Regions from separate parts of the Homo sapiens genome. Here region 1 is linked to region 2. The links are chromatin contacts, found by Hi-C or POLR2A ChIA-PET in ENCODE. All regions are on one chromosome and are shown on one strand. The core of a region is the stretch at or near the end of the contact, and the rest is flanking DNA. Distances in the headings are between cores, read along the strand shown. Region 1 overlaps LOC107984788 (a long non-coding RNA gene). Region 2 has its middle 15 kb from the start of DRAIC.

The links. Hi-C counts contacts between places; a loop is a spot of excess contacts on that map. ChIA-PET counts read pairs that join two places held with the same protein, here RNA polymerase II (POLR2A). Pooled maps may share reads with other maps.
Region 1: a loop to region 2 is called in a map of CD8-positive, alpha-beta T cell, with 3 times the contacts of the local background. The contact joins two enhancer-like sites. A Hi-C loop is called at or near these places in 3 of 168 maps with a recorded cell type or tissue (CD8-positive, alpha-beta T cell, PC-9 and naive thymus-derived CD4-positive, alpha-beta T cell) and 12 of 50 pooled maps. POLR2A ChIA-PET finds 5 or more read pairs at or near these places in 2 of 52 experiments (PC-9 and activated naive CD4-positive, alpha-beta T cell).

Annotation. Positions count from the first base shown.
Region 1 is chr15:69,753,262-69,757,133 of GRCh38, forward strand. LOC107984788 (a long non-coding RNA gene) reads left to right here. Exons shown (of 3, transcript XR_001751592.3): 2 at 2,895-2,945. Among named protein-coding and RNA genes, the nearest start is that of LINC00593, 80 kb to the right of the region's middle. Within about 2 kb of position 2,395, at least 6 of the 41 ENCODE cell types and tissues checked have a DNase peak (open chromatin) inside an H3K27ac peak, as active enhancers do.
Region 2 is chr15:69,574,775-69,578,612 of GRCh38, forward strand. No RefSeq gene overlaps it. Among named protein-coding and RNA genes, the nearest start is that of DRAIC, 15 kb to the left of the region's middle. Within about 2 kb of position 1,417, at least 2 of the 41 ENCODE cell types and tissues checked have a DNase peak (open chromatin) inside an H3K27ac peak, as active enhancers do.

The DNA.
Region 1 (3,872 bases), core at 1,145-3,644, 180 kb after region 2:
GAAAATATTCAAGGAAAAATACAAAAATAAAATTCCCACAACTGAAGCCATGAGCTTACTTATCGGAATCTACCACATGCTAAACACAGCAAATGACAAAAAGATCCACATCGAGGCAAATTATTAGGAAATTTCAGAATACCATAGATCAAGAAAAAATATCAAAAGCTTCCAGAAAAGAAAAACGAAAAGCAAATAAAAACAAAAACATATATAAAAGATCAGGGTACAGGATGGCGTTGGATTCCTCAACAGTGGCTCAGGAGGCTGACTGAGGCTGTAGAATTCTATACCCAGCCAAACTATTAATTGAGTGTGAGCTTCTCAGCAGCAACACTGAAAACTACAAGCAAAGAAGCAGTATCTTTAAAATTCTGAAGAAAAGTGACTTGTGAAATAGAATTTATGCCCAGCCAAATAGCAACCCACAAGAGCGCTAAAGAATTTTTTAAATGACAGTCCCCCCACATTTTCCTTGCATTCTCCTTGTCTCAGGATGCTGCTGGAGGGACTGTTCTGCTAAAATGAGGCGGTCAACCAAGAAAGAGGAAGACATAGAATCTGCAAAGCAGATGACCTGGTGGAGGAAAAACTGAAGGGATATTAGGATTGTGTGGAGAGATGCTAGGTTTGCAGCAGGGCCCAGGCACAGAGCACCATCTCTTCCTGTCAACAAGGCCCCACTGTACTGTCGCTGGTGCTGTGGATCCCCTGAAAGCAGACTGACTCTCATTCCAGCCCCATCTGTCTTCCCCAGCTACCTCACCCACTGCAGCTCCAAGGCCAGTCTCCTTGCACACCCTCCACAGGGCACATGGAGACTTCTGGAGTCCTCCATGCATCACAGGAATTGAGGAAGACTCTGGCATTCTGTCATCTGCTGTGTTGGTTTAAATGCCCCAGCCCAGTTGCCTCATCTTTTAAAAAGGATAATAATTAGCACCAATGTCACAAGGCCAATGTGAGAGTTTATATTTGCAAAGCACTTAGAATGACATCTGTCACATAGTAATGCAATATCGGTATTTGTTAAAATACATTATGTAATGATGTGAAGGTGAAATAGTAGTAGGCTAGAAATGTGTCACTTTAAACTTTAAAAGCTATGGCAAGTTCATCATCTCCCATTGGTCATGTATACCTAGACACTCCCAAATGGACCTTCCTAAAAGCACTTCAACTTGTGATGCCAGTGCAAGTCTGGCCACATTGATTCCTGCTGAACATAGGTTAGTGATTCCTCCTTGCTCTGTGGAAGAGGTCAGGGTTCTATTCTCAGGCCACTAGGATCTGCTCTGCTGTCCCCTCCAGAGTCACCTTGAACCAACCCTTCCTTCCCACTTGTCCTCCAGCTCTGGAAACTTTCTTCAGCATCCTTTCATAAACTGTGCTCCCTCTTGCTTCAAGACCTTCACCCAAGCTATTCCTTGTGTCTGCGTGGCTCCTCCTGCCACTATCTTCTCCTTCCTTTAGCCAGCTCCTGCTCACCCCTTGAATCTTGTCTGGGTTATCATTTTTTGCAAAGAAGTCTTCCCCAGACCCAAAAGAGATGATAAATCCCGTGATGCATTCTCATCCATGTTACGTTTAATTCTTACATTCAGCATGACCTGCAATTGTTTGGGTCATCCATCCATCCATCCATCCATCCAACAAATGCTTATTGAATGTCTATTGTATGCCAGGTACTTTTCTTGGCCTTAACCATATAGCAGTGAACCAAACAGACAGAACCCCCTTGCCCTGGTCTCTAGCAGTTATTTGATGTATATGTGTTACAAAGCAATCTCAAAACAGATATACCCAATTTGGGGCCCAGCTCTATCACTTCTGTTTCATAAACAATAGAATTTCTTTTCTCGTGTCCACTCTGTGCTGGGCTCCTGCAGTACAGACATAAAAGAGATAATTACCACACGTTTGTCTTTGAGAAAGTTACTTAATGCCTCTGATCCTAATTTCCTATATGAAAATTTTCTCTGCCACCTTTGAGGGGCCATGAGGATTAAATTACTGGACAGTTCTCTCTGTTCATGTAAAAGGGCTGTCGCATATGCAGTTGAACAGCAGAAGCCTCTTAAACAACCTGAGATCAACCATCAAAAACACAAGAGCAAGACTCCTAAGCAGTTCTTTGCTTACCACTATATTCCTAGTGTCTAACAGGTACCTGGAGGAAAGCAGTCTTTAATATATTATTTGTTAAGAAATAAGCCAATGAAATACTGCTACCTTCCCTAGAAAGATGATGGATTGAAGGCACAATCCTACTCCTATGAAACTCATGAAGATCTCCTCGAGCAATGGCAGGAAACAGAGCTGCTGACTAGCAGTTTCGCGGGAGGTTAAAAGAAGAGAAGCCCCACCCAGGCGGAAGGTCGCTGCGGTTTCTTTGGTGAATGATCCGTGCCCCAGCTCTCCCATTTAGACCCTAGTTAATCTGGCTACCCTTGTAACCAGGCCAGCCCTCTAGAATAACAGAGCCTGAAGTGAGGAGGTGGGAGGAACATTCATGAGTGGGTAACCCTGTGACTAATCCAGAGAAACAGTTTCAAGACTGGTGGTTCACCCCAGCCTTGTTTGTGTCTAATTTCCCCAGGGGCAAATCAGCCCCTTCATTTCACTCTGAGGTTTAGGGTTTCCCCTAGAGCTCTTGGTGAGACTCAGCCAGGATGTTTTGCATAAGTGTGGGAAGTCTTGGAGGTGGAAGTAGGAAATGGGGTGGAGAGTAAAGGTGAGACTGGATGGGGGGCACTCTGTCCATCCCCACTTCTGAAAAGCTTTGGCATAATTCAAATCAATTGTTTCTTCCCAGGCTATTTTGCAGAAGAATTAACACCAAAGGAGACAGAAGAATTGAGCCTTTTAAAACAAGTTTTTGTTTTTTTTTCCAGGAGAAAGGTGGGGAGAAAAATAAGAGCTGGAAAACACATGGCCCTAAACAGGTGAGAAGTAATAGGCCCTATCTTTTGTATCTGGGCCAGCCATAATTCTTGACAAATAGTGTGCATTTCACAAATGTTCATCAGTGAGTTGAAAGAACATGGGCTCTCAAAGCAGATCCACCTGGTTTGGGGCCTGGCTCTATCACTTCTGTTTCATAAACGGTGGCCTTTTTTTCCATGTGTCCACTCTGTGCTGGGCTCCTGCAGTACAGACACGAAGGAGGTAATTACTGCACATTTGTCTCTGAGAAAGTCACTCAAGGCCTCTGATCCTCATTTTTCCTATATGAAAATCTTCTCTGCCTCCCTTAAAGGGCCATGAGGATTACGCTGGACAGTGCTCTGTCCGTGACAAAGGGCTGTGGCATCTGCGTGCAGTTAAACAGCAGAAGCCCTCTTGAGCAACCTGCAATGGACCAGCTTGCTAGATTAATGTAGACTCTCCACACTACTCAGCTAGCACTGTGCCCATGCCTGGGATACACTAAACCCTTGAAGCTAGCAGCTCCAACTGAAGCTTCTCTCCAGTTTTCCTGGGCACATATGTTTCCATTGGTTGAGCTGTGTGTGCTTACTGAGGGCTATTTGTATTTCTTCTCAACCTGTACCTGTTACTCTGATTAAATAATGCAATCCATCATTTCATAATGCAATGAAATATGAGTGCAAAAACGTAGAGTTGTTTCTTTGCAAGCTAAAGTGAGTGCTTTGGAGAGAATCAATGCATGCTATAACGGAACAACCTCCTGGTGAATTCAGTGTAAGTGCGATAACTATAAAGGTTAGAGGAAAAAACAACAAAATAGAGTCTTTGGCATTCAGTTTTATATTCTCTTTCACTTTAAAGAAACAGAGACTACATATTGTTGGTGCTACCTCGTGGGCGTGATTTATCTGGGGAAGAATTCCAAACAGCCAACCCAGAGA
Region 2 (3,838 bases), core at 167-2,666:
GAAGGCCAAACCTCACTTCCTCCTCCCAAATCATGTGTCTTCAGAGTACATTCAAGGGCAACTCCACGCTCTGTGTTTCAGAGAAAACAATCCTTCATGGCTGTGCCCACGCTCTCCTCCCACACCACCAGATGTGCAGGCAGCGTGGGGTCTCTCCAGCATCCCCTGTTCAGACGGCCCGTTCGGAAACTGGACATAACTGTGACTTGTGTGCCTGGCTCTGAATAATCAGTTAGGCCAGTGAAATGGGAGTCTCTCTGTGTGTCTGGAATTTGAACTGAGACCCTAAGTTGGGACCACTCAGAAGTCTGGGAGACTCAAGAGTGAGGTGGCCATTACAGAGCCACACACAGCACAAGGTATTAAGTCAGGAGAAACTGAGGCAGCCAGACAGACGGGGAAGGGAGCAGGGCACAGAAAAAACCAATGAGGAGAGATACCCAGGGGAGAGGCCAGAGCTGCCTGATCAAGGACGATGCCCACCTCCAGGACAGGGACTCTTAAAGTCTGCCCAGGGATGGCAGGGCTGCCATGGAGCAGTATCCCCTGAGATATGGCTCTCATTTTTCTGCTTTCCTACTGGTGTGTTTTTTTGCCACTCTCTAGCCCTGGCTGTACCACTGAGGACTGAATTTTAACAGGCAGCAGGAAACTGGGATTCTTAGGTTGCAGGTCACTGGATCAAGAGGCACCACATCTACGTGTGAAGCAGGGATTACTGCCCCTCACTGCTGATATGGGATGCCAACATACCGCCCTGAGACCCTGCACCTGAGGACGATGCTGCCCCTGGGGCGGATCTAGGGCTGCGTTCCCTGGGGAGGGATGAGGTACTTTGCTTGCAGGAGGGAGAATGAGCCGGAAGCCATCAGTAGTCAGGAATGTGCCCTTTCAGTGTCCCTAGCTCCTGACTTCTGGGCACCTGGTGGGATTGCACTTTCTGCCTCTTTTGCTTGGGTGGGGCTGTGTGATAGATCCCACCAGTGAGCTGTGAGTGGAAGTTTTTCACTGTCTGTGTGAGGCCCTCAGTCTCTTGCTCTCAGTCACTGTAGCCAGCATCATTCCAGATGGTGGTGGCTACTGCCTCAACCTGGATCTTAGAAAATGGACACAGAGCTTGTCCAGCTAAATAAACCTGCCTGATTTGGAGCCATTTCGTGTTGGGGATTGTTTGCTACTACACCACACCCTGGGTGATCTGGCGGGTGCATTGCCTTAGCCAGGGCTTCAGCATCACACATTTCCTGGATCCTTCTGGGAAGTAGATGGAGGGCTGCTAAAAGCTGGGGCAACCCTAGGGGCTGGAGACATTCCCTGGGTCCCCCTGCCAGCCACAGTGCCAACCCTCAGGCTGTGGCACGGGAGTGCTGAACAGCAGAGGGCACCAGAGGCCTGTTTCTGCCTTCCCCATCCTGGTGCCATCATGGGGGTTGGTGGCATCAGTATTGCTGGTATTGTAGGAGGGTAGCATTTGGACCTACAGCAGAGAGAGATCTCGCTCCTCTTCTGTCACTGTGGTTGTGGGCAAGTGTTTGGAAGATGCAGACTCACCCTTCAGTAGGCTTCAGACAATATCTAGGGACCAGGGTCGGGGCACCCACCACAACTTCCTCTGGCCCTTTCTCTCTTGGGCTGGCCCCACCTTCAGTTGTCATCTGTCAGGCCCAGGGGTGGGGAGGAAAGCCAGGAGCCAGGATACAGCAGAACAGGCACAGGCAGCCTGACTCAGCACACAGCAGTGTTTTCAGGCCATCCCCTGTGGCTTTTCCTCTTCCATGCCTCAGATCCCACCACTATACTTTTGCCCATTTAGCACCCTACTTTCAATTCTGAAAATGCAGCTCTTGTTTTTTTGGGGAAAGGGAAAGGATGGAGGTTGGAGAGGGTGGGACTAACAGCAGATGTTTTCAGGATTTGAGAGCTTCGTCAGTACAAAGAGCTTTGTGCTAGGAGCCTGGAAGCCAGGTGATCTGCAGTAGGTCTTTTTCTTCCTTGGGCCTCAGTTTCCTCCTCTGCAAAAGTGGGTTTTGGGACAGCCAAGCTCTGAGCCCCTTCCAGAGTTTGTAACCTAAGATTCAGGTTTTGCTGGTCAGGAAGAGAGAGACAGCCTGGCCCTGGGGTAGGGATAGGAAGGAGGAGGAAGGTGCTACCTGTAAGGTAAAGGAGACAGGTGGGGGAAGCTTGGGTCACTGGGAGTCCTTAGCTGGACCATGACACTTTGCCAGGAGTGGCTGGATTCCCTGCACCTGCTGCTTTACTGTTGGCCTGTGTTTCAGTATTTACATTTCTCTGGATCATATAAGACCAAGGTCAGGTTAAGTCCATTACTCCTAACCCTAGTTGGCCCAAAGTCAAACAGAAGAGGTTGCCTGTGCACCTGCATCTCTGCCCTTCCTGCCTTCTCTAGGTGCTCTTAGCTCTGCATTTCTGCTCCTTCCTGCGGGGGCAGGAGGTTGGGCCTGACTCTGAAGCCCTAGTAGGGCCTGTCTTCCAGAAAGACAAGCACGTAGACACTGCAGGCAGCCACCTTGGGGTGGGGAAGGGAACACCCGCCTGGCATCTGGCTGTTCGCTGGGTGGGGATGCCTCTTTCTGCTGCCTTTGTTACCCTTTTCCCTCACCACTGCCAGCACTCAGGCTCCATAGTTAAAAGGCGGCACCAGGTTCTTCCCAGCAAGAACCTCAGGAGCTCTGGAGGCACCTTCTGGGTGGGGTTTGGTTGGATAAGCAAAGCATCTCCTTCAATCCTTCAGCCTCCATTCTGCTCAGTCCCTGGAAGGTCGGGTGGTAGCATGGGAGGAGGCCACCTCCTAAGCTTCCCCCGCCCTCCCCAGTGCCCCTGTTCCTCTGAGCTCTGGAGGTCACCAGGGCGCTGCGGAGCTCATTGCAAGCTGCCCTGGCTTGTTATCGGTCTTGAGAGACTCGTCTCTCTCTAGCTGCCTGTAAACCTCTGGGACCTGATGGATGGGTTTTGTTGTTTTCCTTCCCCCTGACTTGTTGGTGCTGTCACCTCCAGTCCCTGGTGGATGGACATCTTTTTATTCCAGCAAACCCACTACCTGTACTACCCATTCACTTAGTCATTCACTGAGGCTCACCATTGGCCATAAGATCACCAGGGCCTAGACACACAGAGGGGTGTGAGCACAGAACACAGTCCTTGCAGGGCTCTGGGTTTTGTAGGTGTGAGATGTGCCCGAGGCCTGCCAATTCACGGTGGCAAGTGCCCTGATGATGGCTGCACTGGCTCGTATGGGAACATTGCGGGAGGTGCATGGGGCCGCTTCTCAGAGGAGGCGATGTTTGAGCTGAATTGGAGGAAAAACAGTAAGGGTTCCCTAGATGGGGGTGGAGGGCTGGGAGAGAACTTTCTGGAAAGGGCACATCAGTCTGAGGGAAACACCTACATGCAGGCTGGCAGGTGAGAGGACAGAGTCCTTTCTGGGATCAGGACTGTTTGGGGCCACTGGAATAAGTGCAGGAGACTGGAGACAAGGCTGGGGAGAAGGCGGGACTTTGGTCATGGAGGTACTTGGAGTCTTTATCCTGTAGGTGGTGTGAAGACCAGAAAGGAGGCTGTTGCACTAGTTCAGGAAGAGAAGAGGAGGTGGGCGACAGAAGTAGAGGCAGCGCTCTGAGGGACCTTGGGCAGGTGGAAGCCACAAAACTGGATGGCCATGAGGGCAAGGTGAGGAGGAGGGGGAGGCGAGGAGGAGAGGGAGGCGAGGAGGAGGCGGAGGAGAGGAGGAGGGGGAGGCAAGGCCGACTCCAGGTCTCCTACTCAGGTGGCTCATGGCTCGGGGCCACTCGCTGCTCACCAATCCTGTGAGCAGAGGAGG